Regions from separate parts of the Homo sapiens genome. Here region 2 is linked to region 1. A link is an interaction called in ENCODE POLR2A ChIA-PET data of the cell type or tissue named here. Cell type or tissue: IMR-90. All regions are shown on one strand.

Region 1 (8,000 bases):
GAGGTGGCCCCTGGCAACTATCTACTTGTTCTCTCCACTTTCATTATCAGCATGATTTTGCTGGGGCGGGCAGACAGCATCAAGCCCGGGGAGGGTCTGAGGTGGGGCCTGGGCGCGGCCTTAAAAATATCTAACCATGGGCCGGGTGCGGTGGCTCACGCCTGTCATCCCAGCACTTTGGGAGGCCGGGACGGGCAGATCACCTGAGGTCAGGAGTTTGAGACCAGCCTGGCCAACATGGTGAAACCCCATCTCTACTAAAAATACAAAAATTAACCCAGCGTGGTGGTGCGTGCCTGTAGTCTCAGCTACTCCGGAGGCTAAGGTGGGAGAATCGTTTGAGGACGGGAGGTGGAGGTTGCAGTGAGCTGACATTGTTCCACTGCACTCCAGCTTGGGCAAGACAGCAGGACTCCATCTCAAAAAATAATAATAATAAATAAAATAATAATAATAAGGCCGACCGCAGTGGCTCACACCTGTAATTCCAGTGCTTTGGGAGGCTGAGGCAGGAAGATCACTTGAGGCCTGGAGTTCAACGCTAGCCTGAGCAACACAGTAAGACCCTGTCTCTACTAAATACATACTTTTTTTTGGAGTCTCGCTCTGTCGCCCAGGCTGGAGTGCAGTGGCGCGATCTCGGCTCACTGCAAGCTCCACATCCCGGGTTCACGCCATTCTCCTGCCTCAGCCTCCCGAGTAGCTGGGACTACAGGCGCCCGCCACCGCGCCCGGCTAATTTTTTGTATTTTTAGTAGAGACGGGGTTTCACCGTGTTAGCCAGGATGGTCTCGATCTCCTGACCTCATGATCCGCCCACCTAGGCCTTCCAAAGTGCTGGGATGACAGGCGTGAGCCACCACGCACAGCCTACTAAAAATGATTTTTAAAAATTAGCTGGGGCTCAGGCTAGCCTTGAACTCCAGGCCTCAAGTGATCTTCCTGCCTCAGCCTCCCAAAGCACTGGAATTACAGGTGTGAGCCACTGCGCTCGGCCTTATTATTATTATTTTATTTATTATTATTATTTTTTGAGATGGAGTCTTGCTCTCTTGCCCAAGCTGGCGTGCAGTGGAACAGTCTCAGCTCACTGCAACCTCCACCTCCCGTCCTCAAGCGATTCTCCCACCTCAGCCTCCGGAGTAGCTGAGACTACAGGCACACACCACCACGCTGGGCTAATTTTTGTATTTTTAGTAGAGGTGTGGTTTCACCACATTGGCCAGACTGGTCTCAAACTCCTGACCTCAGGTGATCTGCCCGTCCCGGCCTCCCAAAGTGCTGGGATGACAGGCGTGAGCCACTGCACCCAGCCTACTTTTTTTTTTTTTTTTTCCGAGATGGAGTCTCACTCTGTTGCCCAGGCTGGAGTGCAGTGGCGCGATCTCGGCTAACTGCAACCTCCACCTCCTGGGTTCAAGCGATTCTCCTGCCTCAGCCTCCCGAGTAGATGGGATTACAGGCGCCCACCACTACGACCACCATGCCCAGCTAATTTTTGTATTTTTAGTAGAGATGGGGTTTCACCATATTGACCAGGCTGGTCTCGAACTCCTGACCTTAGGTGATCCGCCCACCTCGGCCTCCCAAAGTGCTGGGATTATAGGTGTGAGCCACCATGCCCGTCCTGCAACAGGAATTTAAGTGCAATTTCGAAAAATAAACAGATTTTCTATGAAGTGATGTGGGCAACTTAATGATATTGTGTTTGGGAGGGACCCACTTGCCCGGGTGTGAGGTAACGGATTACAGGCCAGCCGCTGGCCGTGTGACCTGCACGGGTCACTGCTTCCTTGAGACTAGGGTCCCGTCTTCCATCGAGGCTCTGGAAGGCCCATCACTAGAGCCGGTTTTCCTGGCCTGACATGCAAGGATGGATTAAAGTTATTTTATTTTTTGAGATGGGGTCTGGCTCTGTCATCCAGGCTGAAGTGCAGTGGTGTGATCTTGGCTCACTGCAACCTCCGCCACCTGGGCTCAAGTCATCCTCCATCTCAGGCTCCTATGTAACTGAGACCTCAGCTGCACACCACCACGCCCAGCTATTTTTTCTGTTTTTAAAATTTTGTAGAGATGGGTTTTTGCCATGTTGCCCAGGCTAGTCTTGAACTCTTGGGCTCAAGCAATCCATCTACCTGGGCCTCCCAATGTGTTGAGATCACAGGCGTGAGCCACCACCCCAGCCTTAAGTTACTCTACCATCCTGAGCCAGGTGTGTGCCAAAATGGTAGCTTTTTTGTTTTAGAGACAGAGTCTCTGTCATCCAGGCTGGAGTGCAGTGGTGTGATCACAACTCACTACAGCCTCAACCTCCTGGGCTCAAGCAATCCTCCCACCTCGGCCTCCTAAGTAGCTGAGAATAAAGGCACGCAGCACACGCCCAACTAATATTTTAATTTTTTCTGTAGAGATGGGATCTTGCTGTGTTGCCCAGGTTGGTCTCAAACTCCTGGCCTCAAGTGATCCTCCCACCTCAGTCTCCCAAAGTGCTGGGATTACAAACATGACAAACGTGAGCCACCGCACAGGGCAGGGGGCTCCATTTATTACATTTATTGTCTTCTTTTTTTTTTTCTAAGACAGGGCCTTGCTCTGTTGCCCAGGCTGGAGTGCAGTGGCATGATCTCTGCTCACTGCAACCTCCACCTCCTGGGTTCAAGCGATTCTCCTGCCCCAGCCTCCCGAGTAGCTGGGCTCACAGGCATAAGCCAACATACCCGGCTAATTTTTTTGTATTTTTTAGTAGAGATGGGGTTTCACCATGTTGGCCAGGCTGGTCTTGAACTCCTGCCCTCAGGTGATCTGCCCACCTCGGCCTCCCAAAGTGCTGGGATTACAGGCGTGAGCCACAGTGCCCAGCCTAATTTTTGTATTTTTAATGGAGAGGGGTTTCACCATGTTGGCTAGGCTGGTCTTGAACTCCTGACCTAGGTGATCCACCCGCCTTGGCCTCCCAAAGTGCTGGGATTACAGGCGTGAGCCACCGCACAGGGCAAGGGGTTCCATTTATGGTCATAAACTCCTCACTATGTGCCTAACACGTTTCCGTATTCTGTAGATATTAATTCCTATCAGCTCCAGGAGTGGAAAAGCGGAGGCCCAGAGAGGTTAGGGGCAGGGCACCAGCCTCACCATTAGCAGAGGTGAACTCAGACCCTGAGGCTTCGGAGCCCACGCGGCACCTGCACCCAACCCCACCCCCTCCGGCCTCCCCGCCCCCTCCAGGCCCCCAGCCCCCGACCCCCAGCCCCTCTGACCACACCTTGGTCAGAAGGGCTCCCCTCCTAGCACCTGCCCACAGTTCCCACGGCCTGGACCCCCCTCGGTTCCTCTGGAGCTCCTACTCGACCCGCACAGCCCAAGTCCTCTGCCCCACCCCCCATCCGCCGGACACCCCGGTCCTGCCCCGCCCCGAGGCCACTGCCGGGGCAGCTGCGCCGGCTCCGGTCCCCCAGCGCGGGGGTCTCTGCGGGCGGGCGGAACCGAGGCGTCTCCCCCGGGCCCCAGCGCGACCCCCACCCACCTCCACGAAGTAGAAGCAGGGCAGAAGCGTCATGCTGTCCTTCGGGATCTTGTTCTTCTCCTTGGTGGAGATCATGGTGCCGCGGGCGCCGCAGGCCGTGGCTGGAGGGGAGAAAGCGGCGCTGGAGGGGGGCGCGCAGGCGGAGCCCGGGGGAGACACGGTGGCCGGCGCCGGCGGGGGAGGGGCGGTCGGGGAAACTGAGGCTGCAGAGAGCGGCGTCCGCGTGGCCTCCCCGCGCCCCGGCCCAGCACGCGGCTTCCGGGCGCCCCTACACCCGGGATCGGGGGGTCGGGGCCGGGATCGCCGAGGAGGGCGGGGGGTCTCCGGGCGGGAGCCAGTCCCCGCGTGGTGGTGGGGGGCATCCGGGAGAACTGGGGTTCCGGGCGGCGGAGGAGACTGGGTCCGCGCCCCCAGCCCCACAGCCCCTCACCTGGCGCGGCCGGCGCCCAGCACAAAGCGCGTCTCCTCCGTGGGGCGGGGCCGGGAGCCGGGAAGGGGAGGGGGACGGGGGAGGGGAGGGTCCGGCCCGGAGACCCCCGCGCGCGCCCAGACGCCGCAGCCCAGACGCCGCAGCCAGGGGCGGGGGCTCTTTGTCTGGGCGCGTCCTCCGCAGGCCCCGCGCACCGTCCCCGCCTCCCTGGCGCCGCCTCCCACCGCCGGGGGTCTCGGGGGTCTCAGGTCTGCGCGAGCGGCTGGCGGGGCTCGGGGGTCGCGTCCTCCTCCCTTCGGGCCTGCGGCGGTGACGGTCCCGTCCTCCCCTCCCGGGTGGCTGCGGTCGGCCCGGGGGGCGCCATCGAGACGGGGGCGGAGGCGGGGGCGGGGGTTGGGGTTTCGGGGTCTCTGACTGTCTCCGTGTCTCTCACGGTCTCTCGCCGGCTCCGACTGCCCCCGCCCCGCGCCTCCGCCCGCCCCTCCGCGGAGCCCGCCGCTCGCTGGTGCGCGTTTCCATGGCGAGGCTCCCAGGGCGCCCGGAGCATCGGAGACAAAAGAGCTGGGGGAGGGGGACTGGGGGGTCTCCCGGTGCCTCCCTCCCTTCCCCCCGCACTCACCCTCGCCCCCTCCGCCGCGCCGGGGTCCACCCTCCGCCTGGCCGCAGCCGCTCGGTGCGCACGGCGGGATTGCGGGGCGCGGGGCTGGGGGCTGGGGGCTGCGGGATGCGGGCAGGGCCCTCGGGACCCGCACTCGGGCAGTGCCTGCTGTCTGCGTGCATTTCCTCCTCCATATGCGCAGCCCTGCGGGGTAGGGGCTGGTTGACCCCCGTTGTAGGGATGGGGAAACTGAGGCTTGGGCACCCTGGGTCGCAATCCGAGGTCTCCGGGCCCCAAACGGCAGGATTTACAAAAATCGGTTTTTGGGCCGTGCGCGGTGGCTCAGGCCTGTAATCCCAGCACTTTGGGAGGTCGAGGCGGGCGGATCACGAGGGCAGGAGTTCGAGACCAGCCTGGACAACATGGTGAAACCCCGTCTCTACTAAAAATACAAAAATTTTTAGGGTGTGGTGGCTCATGCCTGTAATCCCAGCTACTCGGGAGGCTGAGGCAGGAGAATCGCTTGAACCTGGGAAGCGGAGGTTGCAGTGAGCCGAGATCGTGCCACTGCACTCCAGCCTGGGCAACAAGAGCGAGACTCTGTCTCAAAACAAACAAACAAACAAACAAACAAAGAGTGACTTCCAGGCTGGGTGCAGTGGCTCAGGCCTATAATCCCAGCACTTTGGGAGGCAGAGGCGGGAGGATCCCTTGAGGCCAGGAGTTCCAGACCAGCCTGGCCAACATGGTGAAACCCCATCTCTACTAAAAATATAAAAATTAGCCGGACATGGTGGCAGGCGCCTGTAATCCCAGCCAGATGGGAGGCTGAGGCAGGAGAATTGCTTGAACCTGGGAGGCGGAGGTTGCAGTGAGCCGAGATGGCACCATTGCCCTCCAGCCTGGGCGACAGAAGGAGACTCTATCTCAAAAAAAAAAAAAAAAACAAACAAACAGTGACTCCAGAGGGTTGGAGCCCTGCTAGATACCTTAGTTTGCTCATAACAGGCACTGCTGCCCCCGGGAAGAGGGTCGCCTGCCATAAATGCGGAAACAGTTAAATGGCGATGGGAATAGGATGGGAACTCAATGGTGTTGCTACCTTTGGATGGACTCGGAGGCAGCCCAGCTTCCTGGGACAGGACTGCACGGACTGCCTGGGGAGGGGTCTTTGGCCCCCCGGTTCCTGCAGGGGGGCTCGGGGAGGCCCTGTGAGCAGTTGGTCACAGGTGGGTCCCATTCGATGCGATCCTGTTCCTCCCCAACAGCCCTGGAGAAGGGGGACGTTGCCTGCTGTGGCTGCGGCTGTTTTCCTGGCCTGTGAGAGGCGGGGCCAGAGTGGCCGTTGGGAATCTGGGTGTTGCAAGGTGACCACAAACAGCTCTCTGGGGGAGGAGGAGGAAAATGCAATTGATTTTCAGGAGCCTTCTGAGGTCAGGAGTGGGAGAGTGTGCAGGGGGACCCTCCTGGCAGCTTGGGGGTCCAACAGAAGATCTGGGGGAGTCTCAGGGTCTTCTCCCCCTAGGATCACCAGTGGTGGAGATGGGGCAGGCCTGGCCATGGAGGGCACGTTGCTTGGCTGAGGGGCCTGGGCTTGAGTGTGGGGCCTGGGCTTGAGTGATGGGAGAGTTCCGAGCAGGCCGGAGGGGTTGAGCGTACCAGACGCTGCTCAAAACTTTTATTTAAAAATGATTATTATTATTATTACTATTATTTTGAGATGGACTCTTGCTCTGTCGCCCAGGCTGGAGTGCAATCGTGCGATTTCAGCTCACTGCAACCTCCCACCTCCTGGGTTCAAGTGATTCTCCCTCCTCAGCCTCCCGAGTAGTTGGGATTATAGGCGCCTGCCACCACGACGGGCTAATTTTTGTATTTTTAGTAGAAAGAGGATCTCCCCATGTTGGTCAGGCTGGTGTTGATCTCCTGACCTCAGCTGATCTGCTGCCTCAGCCTCCCAAAGTACTGGGATGACAGGGGAGCCACGGAGCCCAGCCTTTTTTTTTTTTTTTGGGAGACGGAGTTGCACTCTGTCGTCTAGGCTGGAGTGCAGTGGCGCGATCTCGGCTCACTGCAAGCTCCACCTCCCGGGTTCACGCCATTCTCCTGCCTCAGCCTCCCGAGTAGCTGGGACCGCAGGCGCCCAGGACTATGCCCGGGTAATTCTTTTGTATTTTTAGTAGAGACGGTGTTTCACCGTGTTAGCCAGGATGGTCTTGATCTCCTGACCTCGTGATCCGCCCGTCTTGGCCTCCCAAAGTGCTGGGATTACAGGCGTGAGCCACCGCGCCCAGCTTTTTTTTTTTTTTTTTAATAGAGAGAGGGTCTCACCATGTTGCCAAGGCTGGTCTCAAACTCCTGGGCTCAAGTGATCCTCCCACCTCGGCCTCCCAAGGCACTGGGATTACAGGCGTGAGCCACCACGCCCGGCCTCAAAAACTTTTCAGAATATGAACCCCACTCCATGCTCAGCACTGTTCTGTCTAGAAGGCAGAGTCTATCCCTGTCTCAGGGCACACTGACGTGCAGACAGCGAGCTCGCCCTGAGGTCATGCGACTGGGAGGGACAGAGCTTCCGGCTCCCGGCAGAGGGGAAATGGGGCCTGGCCCACGGGAGAGCTGAGGCCCACGTTTGGCCAGGACAGGGTGGATGGAGGCTGGGGCCTCCGCAGGGAAGATGGACAGGTAGGATCCGGGGTGGGCAGAGAGGGAGAGCTGGCTTGGACGGAGGCAGGGATCTGGGGGCTGTGCCATGGACCCTGTGAGGTGGCTGGGCTGTGAAACTCAGTGGAGACCGGAATTATTATTATTATTATTATTTTTTTGAGATGGAGTCTCACTGTCTCCCGGGCTGGAGTGCAGTGGCACGATCTCGGCTCACTGCAAGCTCCGCCTCCTGGGTTCACGCCATTCTCCTGCCTCAGCCTCCTGAGTAGCTGGGACTACAGGCGCCCACCACCACGCCCGGCTAATTTTTTGTATCTTTAGTAGAGATGGGGTTTCACCGTGTTAGCCAGGAAGGTCTTGATCTCCTGACCTCATGATCCGCCCGCCTCGGCCTCCCAAAGTGCTGAGATTACAGGTGTGAGCCACCGCTCCCGGCCTGGAGACCAGATTTGAGCCCTGGGACCCTACATTCCCGATGGGCAGCGGACCTCAAGGCACACCGGCCCCGCCTCCCTGGACTCTCCCCGTATCCGCCCCTTGGAGGGGCAAACTGCCCTCAGAGGGCTCCCACAGGCCCAGACACAAACTGGTGTCCCCAAGGGTGTGGGGGACACGGTAAGCTCCAGACCTCAGTTTCACCTTGGAAATGAGCCCCTTTGTAAAAAATGGAGGTGAGTTTGGACGCAGTAGCTCACACCTGTGCTCCCAGCACTTTGGGAGGCCGAGGCAGGTGGATTGCTTGAGCTTAGGAGTTTCAAACCAGCCCGAGCAACATAGTGAGA
Region 2 (8,000 bases), 170 kb before region 1:
AAAATTAGCCACTTTTAAAGATGACATTTCCAGCAGGTGAGACACACAACCATAAAAGCATCAACCGCCAGGAGTAGGGCCCTGCGACGGCTCCCCCAGGCTCTGTTCCACCAGGAGCAGGGCCCAGCGACGGCTCCCCCAGGCTCTGTTCCACCAGGAATGGGGCCCTGCGACGGCTCCCCCAGGCTCCGTTCCACCAGGAGTGGGGCCCTGCGACGGCTCCCCCAGGCTCCGTTCCACCAGGAGTGGGGCCCTGCGACGGCTCCCCCAGGCTCTGTTCTGGGCCCAAGGCCTGGACAGCGTTTGACGACACGCGTGTGGACAGCAGTCTCCAGAGCACGTGGGCCTGGCAGGCACACGGTGCCCCACTCTGTGGTCAACCCACACACCCTGAACCGGCATACTTCTGTCTCCGAAGGGCCGTGTGGGGAGTCACAGGGGGCTGGAGGGCCTGGCCGGGCGGCCTCTCCAGAGAGCCTATGGATGATGCCACGTTTCCGTGGAACCCGTGCTGGATTCTAAGCGCCAGAACTTCCGACCTCAAGGCGTGGGGCCCTCGCGGCCACCCCCGGGGCCCCCTCACCCTTCCAGCGTGGGGACGCCTTCGTGCCGGCCGGTGGCCCGCCGCGTGGTGAGGCGGGCGCGGGGCTGTCGGGCGCCGTACCGGTGCCGGGACGGATGGTCTCTCTCCCGCCGGCTCTCAGGGTCCCTGCCGTCGTCAGCCTGCGCCCCAGGAGGGAACGTGGGGATCTCGAAGCTGTCATCGAAGATGCCGAAAGCAAACTGTCCGTAGCCCTGCGGCAGCGTGAACAGGTGCTGGTCCACGTGCTGGGGAGAGGAGGGGGGCGTGACCTCGGGGGCTCAGGCCCGTGCAGTCTGCTGGGGGCGCTAGGGCACAAAGACAAAGGAGAAAGCAAGACGGGCCCTGCTGGGTGCCGGGTGGGAGGGAGACGCAGACAGGGAGGCAGGAATTGGGCAGAGCCTGCCCCGCTGGTGTGAGATGCCTCGGTGGAAGTTTCGCTTTCATCCAAGAAACCAACCAAGCAGCGTGGGCCGCCCCAATCCCTGGCCCGGGCCCCTGGAGGGAAAAATTTCCTCCGCCGTGCGGGCAGGGAGAGCCGGGGAGGCGAGGTGGGGACAGGCTGGCGCTCGGGGCCCCGAGCAAGGCTGACACGATCGGGAAGCACGAGGGGCGGGCGACTCACCTCCAACGGTGGCCGGCTCTGGTCTGTGGGAGCTGTGGAGGGGGCAGAACCATTTTCTGTGCTCCTGGGGAGAGAGTGCAGGTCAGCAGTGCCGGCTACCCTGTGCCCCCATGCGCCAGGCGCTCCCTCCCCTCAAAAGCCTATGTTGGGAGAGCAGGAATTGTCCTTGGCACTGCTTCCCACCCGCCACCGCCCCAGCATTTGGTGCCGTAACCCGCTGCTGCTTCCCTCGCCAGTAAACCACGGGTTTCTCGATAAACCGGTGCAGACCCCAACAGCCTCCTAAGCGTGAGAATGTGGGTAGGGCCCCCGTGGCCCCTTCCCCGGAGGGCCTGGGTCACCAGATTAGCCGCCGAGGCTGAGGGAGGTGAGCGGCTGCACAGGTTGCCGGCACTCCCCTCTGGCCCCGGCCCGGCCATCACAGAAGAGAACGGCACGCTGCTGTCTGCACAGAGAAAAGTGCTCCCGGAGCCACAGACACCAGGGCCTGACGGCCCCACACTCGGCGGGGCGGACGCCAGCACAGCCCACACCCCTACAACAGCTGAGGCCCGGCTGGCTCTTCCAGCCTCTTCAACAGGGGGCTGCATTACCTGGTCTCTTCCGGAAGCTCCTCGATAAAACCAGACTCGCATCTTGGACAGATATAATCCTGCAGGAGAGAACAGGAGGCCGGGTCACGGTGACGCCGGCATCACCTGCAAACCCCCCCAAGTGTGAGGACAGAGGGGCTCCGGACCCAGCGGTCTCTGGCTGGCCAGGCACACGCAGGCCAGGGTGGCTCCCAACCCGTGGGTCCTGGAGGGCGGCCGAGGGGACCTGGCCTCTGCCAGCCACCCGCTGACCCTTTGGTGGCTCCCGGCGATCTGAGCCCCTCCGACCTGGCCCCACCGTGACGGGCGTCACCAGCGTCATCAGCGCCTTGGCTGAGCCCCTCCGACCTGCCCCACCGTGACGGGCGTCACCAGTGCCTGGGCACCTCCTCACACAGGTGGCACCACTCGGAGGGGTGCCCCAATACCCCACAGTGGCATTTCCAGGACGCTCTGGCAGCCCCGCACACAGCCCGTTCCCCTGGCTCGGGGGAGGCCACGTCCACGCTGGCCACACCCCTGCAAGACCCCATCCCCAGGTCCCCCTAGAGCCAAGGACAACACAAGGCCAACATGGTGATGTCCCAGAGGAGACGTGAGGACCCTGCCCAGGGACAGCCGTGGGTGAGTCCCAAAACCACGTTCACAGTTCCCCAGCACCAGCCTCAAGCCACAGCTGTGCCGAGCAGGACGGATGCCATCCCCTGTGGATCTCACACTGCAACGGGATCCCCAGGGCTGAAGGGCCTGCTGGAGACACTGGCTCACAGGGCGGACTCCTCATGGATGGCTGGGCCCCTGGTGATGGCGGAGCGTGCCGAGCATTCGTGGGGCCTGGGCTGAAACGTGCATGGTGCCTCCCGGCCTCACCAGGGGCTGGGCAGATGCCGACACACACTTCCCGCACAGCCTGCAGAACTGGAAACTGGAAGCTAAATCAACTGCTCTCTATGAACGACCCAGTCTCAAGTGCTCCATCGCAGCAACGTGAAAATGGCCTCACACGGCACGTGTCATCACGCCAGGGGCTCACATGGGGGTCCCAAGACCACCCCCAGGTAACACAGACAAAAACAGGAGACAAGGCTCCCACCGTGCATGGGGGAGTGCTGTGAGGGGAGCCAAGGTCGACCCCAGGCTCTGGGGATGCAGGTTGCACCGGGGCTGTTCAGTCTTCGCAGGGGCAGGGGCTGGGACCTCTCCAGCAAGCAAGATCCCGGCCTCACCCACTGACTCTGGGGAGAAGCGGGGGTCTGGCGTGCAGTGCCCAAGGGGAGGGCCGACAGCTGGGCCCCCGCCCACACCACGCCGTGCCTGCCTCACCTGCTCCTGCCACTGAAGCACAGGCTGGGTGGGGAGGGACTAAGGCCAGGGTGAGCAAACGATGCCAGATGCACATGAACCCACCGTGAGGGGAGAGTGAAGAGGCACCATCTACAATATAGAAAAAGTGCGGCCCGGCTCCTGGTGAGGCCGGGAGGCACCACATGCGTTTCAGCCCACGCCCCACGAATTCTCGGCACGCTCCGCCATCACCGGGGGCGCGGTGGCTCAGGCCTGTAATCCTGGCACTTCGGGAGGCCGAGGCGGGCGGATCATCTGAGATCAGGAGTTGGAGACCAGCCTGGCCAACATGGTGAAACTCTGTCTCTACTAAAAATACAAAAATTAGCCGGGTGTGGTGGCGGGCGCCTGTAATCCCAGCTACTTGGGAGGCTGAGGCAGGAGAATTGCTTGAGCCCGGGAGGCGGAGGTTGCAGTGAGCTGAGATTGTGCCATTGCACTGCAGCCTGGGCGAGGGAGCAAGACTCCGTCTCAAAAAAAAAAAAAAAAAAAAAAAAAAAAAAAAAAAAAGTGCTGGCCGGGCGCGGTGTCTCATACCTGTAATCCTGGCACTTTGGGAGGCCGAGGCAGGCGAATCACCTGAGGCCAGGAGTTCGAGACCAGCCTGGACAACATGGAGAAACCCCGTCTCTACTAAAAATACAAATGTTAGCCAGGCGTGGTGGCACGTACCTGTAATCCCAGCTACTCAGGAGGCTGAGACAGGAGAATCGCTTGAACCTAGGAGGCGGAGGCTGCAACGAGCCGAGATCATGACATTGTAACTCCAGCCTGGGCGACAGAGTGAGACTCCGTATCGGGAAAAAAAAAAGTGCTTACAACTCAAAAGAAAGAAAGAAAGAAAGAAAAAAAAGCCCAGGCCAGGTGCAGCAGCTCACACCTGTGATCCCAGTACTTTGGGAAGCCAAGGTGGGCAGACCATTTGAGGTCAGGAGCTTGAGACCAGCCTAGCCAACATGGCCAAACCCCATTTCTACAAAAAACAAATTAGCTGGGTATGCTGGGGTGGGTCTGTAGCTCCAGCTACTAAGGAGGGGGAGGAGACAGGCAGGAGCGGGAGGCAGGAGGCAGAATGGCTTGAGTCCAGGAGATCGAGACCGCAGTGAGCTGTGGTCCCACCACTGCGCTAGCCTGGGTGACAGAACCAGACCCTGCCAAAAAAAAAAAGAAAAAGAGAAACAGACAACGCAACTAAAAACGGGCAAAGTCGGGAGGCTGAGGCAGGAGAACGGCTTGAACCTGGGAGGCAGAGCTTGCAGTGAGCCGAGATCGCGCCACTGCACTCTAGCCCGGGCGACAGAGTGACACTCCATCTCAAAAAAAAAGAAAAGTGGGGGGGGAAAGGACGTGTACAGGACATGCCTCCAAAAACACGCTGGGTAAACGCAGCCGGCCAGCCCCAGCGAGATGCCACTTCCCAGGGCCAGCCAGGACGAGATGCAAGACCCCGTCAGGCCTGCTGGGAGCCCAGAAGTCCCCCAGATGGAACTACCCCATGACCCACGAGCTAGAACTTTCACTCCAGGCGCAGACCCCAGAGAAACGAAGACACCTGCCCACCAAATGTTCACATGGCCAGAACTGGCAGGTGAGAGTTCACGGCAGCACAGTTCATCATCGTCGTCGGCAGATGCAAACAGCTCCAGTGTCCACCCGCACCTCAGAGCACGACTCAACCATGGAAAGGGGCAAGGCCCAGACCAGGCCACGGCGGGGGGGAGGGGGGATTGCATCTTGAGGACATCACGTCCAGTGAGAGATGCCAGACACAGAAGACCACGCAGCGTGTGATCCCACGTCTATGAAATGTCCAGGACAGGCCGAGCCACAGAGACAGAGAGGGGATGTGTGAGCACCAGGGCCTGGGGGAGGGGACGGGGAGTGACGGCTGGCAGGGCTGAGGTGGGTTCTTTTTGCAGCTGTGAGAATGCTGTGGAATTAGACTGTGGTGGTGGTTGCACAACTTTATGAATATACTACAAACGTTTCACCAGGTGAATTATATGGTGTGTGAAAATACTGAGATAAAGCTATTAAAATAAATGGGCCAGGCGCCTGTGGTCCCAGCTGCTAGGGAGGCTGAGGTGCCAGGATCGCTTGAACCTGGGAGGTGGAGGCTGCAGTGAGCCAAGATTGCAGCAACAGAGTGAGGCAGCATCTCAAAAACAAAAACAAAAAAAAGAAAGAAACAAAGAAAAAAAGGGCTGGGCACAGTGGCTCACACCTGTAATCCTAGCACTTTGGGAGGCCAAAGTGGGCAGATCACTTGAGGTTAGGAGTTCGAGACCAGCCAACATAGGGAAATACCGTCTCTACTAAAAATACAAAAATTAGCTGGGCACGGTGGTGGGTGCCTGTAATCCCAGCTACTCAGGAGCTGAGGCACGAGAATCGCTTAAACCCGGCAGGCAGAGGTTGCAGTGAGCCGAGATCATACCACTGCACTCCAGCCTGGGCCACAGAGTGAGACCGTGTCAGAAAAAGAAAAAGAAAAAGGGAAAGGGGAAGGGGAAGCAGCCAACGACCACCACTGTGGCCCTGAGCTTAGTGTGGGAGCAGTGTGGCTCTGCCACAGTGGCCGTGACAACTCTCCCCAGGCGTCGGTTCTTGGGGTGTGTTTGGGGTGTCGGGATTGGGACGCCCCACGTAAACACGCTGAGACTTCACAGTCAAATCTGAACCCCTGGTTTCTGCCGGTGTCGGGTCTATCGGGGCTCCTCTGGGCTCAGGGGTTGCCGCCGTCCGCCCGCCAGCTGACCGGGAGCCCAGGGCCGCTCCATCGCCTGGGTGGGTCTCTGGGAATGGAGGGGTAGCTCAGGGCTCAGGCTCTCCCTGCATGGTGACTCCCCAGGCTAGCACCACCCAGTGGACCTGGAACAGCTGCACTGGCCCCCACTGAGGGCAGGACGTAAGTCAGCTGTGCAGCTGCCCCGACCACCATCTCTCCTGCTGGGTGCATCCACAAGGTCAGGCAGCCCCAGAAGGGCCTGAGGGAGAAGCTGTCTCCCTCTGAGGACCCTGGCTTGCCAGCCCCAGCCCCGAATCTCTCCTGGACAAGCACGAGGCCCTGCACACGCCCACGTGGCCTGGCACAGCGCTCGGCCGCTCTGGTCCCCATGTGCCGAGCTCAGCCCCTCTGTGCATCACTGGCTTTCTGTCGGGCTCCCGGGTTCCCGTCTCAGTCCAGGGCACAACGCATGCTCCCGCCACCCGCACTGCCGGCTCACGACAGCCCGACCTGGCCACATACACACTCATCTGCCCCAGCCCTGGCCTCCTCTTGGCCCCCGCTGTCCTGCCCGCAGCGGCCGTGGGGCCTGGTGCCACAGCACTGTCCAGAACCCTCTCTCTGCAGCACCCACTCCAGCGTCGGGGCCTGTGCACGTCGGCCCTGCTGCTGGAACGCCCACCCTAGGGGTTTCAAAGGTCACCTCTCTGCTCCAAGCCTCTGCCCTGTCACAGAGGACAGCCTGGACACTCACTCATATCTGAAATCCGGGTGCCATCGAGGACGCCAAGGGCTGCGACCCAACTCCTGCGTATTGTCAGGGCTCTGGGCTGTCTCTCAGGCCCCCGGCCAGCCCCTCCAGGGCCACCGAAGGCCGGAACCGAGGCTCTGGTCACGAAGGCAAGTGACAGGTGGATCCCGGATATCCAGGGTGGAGGTTGAGCCTCTGCTGGCCGACGGTGGGAGGGGCTGGACCTGGGGGTCTCCAGCCGCCCTCCTCCTCCAAGGGCACAGCCAAGAGACCGCTTGGTCTCGTATTAAATCGGGGCAGCTGCAGGTAGAAACGCCTGGGCAAGGGGGCCTGGTGAAGGAGCTGCCCCACCTTCTCCGGGGGCAGCACGCACTGGGGGCCCCCACAGAGGCCCCATTGGAGCCTCTGGCCCTAGCAGAAGACGGTGAATCCATTCACCTCTCCGTCAGAGAACAGATGCAGGAGGTACGATCACCCGGCATCATCACCATAGCAACAGCTGGCCAGGCAGCCAGGGTAGGGGGGACCCTGCCAGTGCCGGGCTCCACCCATGCACCCCTGCAGCGTGATGGCCTCATCCCCGGGTGGGACCTGGCAGGGCAGCAGAGGCCCCTTCATCCACGGGGCCTGCACGGGGCGCATGTCCTGAGGGCCCAGGGCCAGGCGCATGGAGGGGAGTGGGCTGGCGACCTACAGGCCCCAGATGACTGACAGTGACCAGGGCAGGCAGGCCCCTGGTGACAGTGACTCGGCCCCTGTGGGTGGCAGGGCCCTCGGGAAGCTGTGCACATCAGGAGACCCCAGGGAGAGTCATGGTGCAGTGCTCGGCCTCGGTAGGAGCCCCCGTGCTGGCTACTGTTTTCCTAAAGGGTGCCCAAAGCTTCCCGGCTGATCCACAGTGTGTGGGCCCCGCAGCCCCAGAGGCACGGGCACGTGCGGCGCCTGCACCCCTTTCTTCCCGCCCTCAGCAGCTGCCACCACATCCCACATTCACACCGTCTGTCCCTGGGCCCCACGCACCACACACTCCCAAGACAAGCTGGATGGACGAGGCGTGAGCGAAGCCACTGCCTCAGCCCAGGCTGGGGCCCCGCCTCACACCCCAGGGCGTGCCTCGGCCCAGGCCCCGAACTCTGCCTTCTTCTTCCCAGGTGGCTTCAGGCACCACCACTAGGGACTGGAACCCCACAGGTGCCCATCCGTGCCAGTGCCAGGGGTGCTACGGCTCGCCCGAGGCTCAGAGGAAGGTCCTCATGGTGGCAGAGTTCTAAGTGGGAGGAAATTCAGCACCGGCATCTGCCCGAGGCAGACCCCAGCGCCAGCCGGCCAGAGAGGGCAGCCGACATCCACAGGTTCCCGGGGTATTGCTGGTGCCCGAT

What was found. ChIA-PET counts read pairs that join two places held together with the same protein. Peaks named below come from ENCODE experiments on the same cell type or tissue, not always from the same donor. Only the 100,000 strongest peaks of a DNase experiment are listed, where the experiment ranks them.
Region 2: POLR2A ChIA-PET joins it to region 1 with 21 read pairs; 3 of 35 experiments call an interaction of 5 or more read pairs at or near these places.

What each region holds. Positions count from the first base shown.
Region 1 is chr19:817,962-825,961 of GRCh38, forward strand. PLPPR3 (phospholipid phosphatase related 3) reads right to left here and starts at 3,994. Exons shown (of 8, transcript NM_001270366.2): 1 at 3,954-3,994; 2 at 3,524-3,624. The coding sequence starts at 3,598. In IMR-90, no CTCF peak of the experiment used is centred here; no DNase peak of the experiment used is centred here; H3K4me3 peaks cover 1,061 bases; H3K27me3 peaks cover 168 bases.
Region 2 is chr19:651,028-659,027 of GRCh38, forward strand. RNF126 (ring finger protein 126) reads right to left here. Exons shown (of 9, transcript NM_194460.3): 2 at 1,799-1,857; 3 at 1,206-1,269; 4 at 584-828. Among named protein-coding and RNA genes, the nearest start is that of RNF126, 8.2 kb to the right of the region's middle. RefSeq lists enhancers at 6,788-7,700, 7,701-8,000. In IMR-90, no CTCF peak of the experiment used is centred here; no DNase peak of the experiment used is centred here.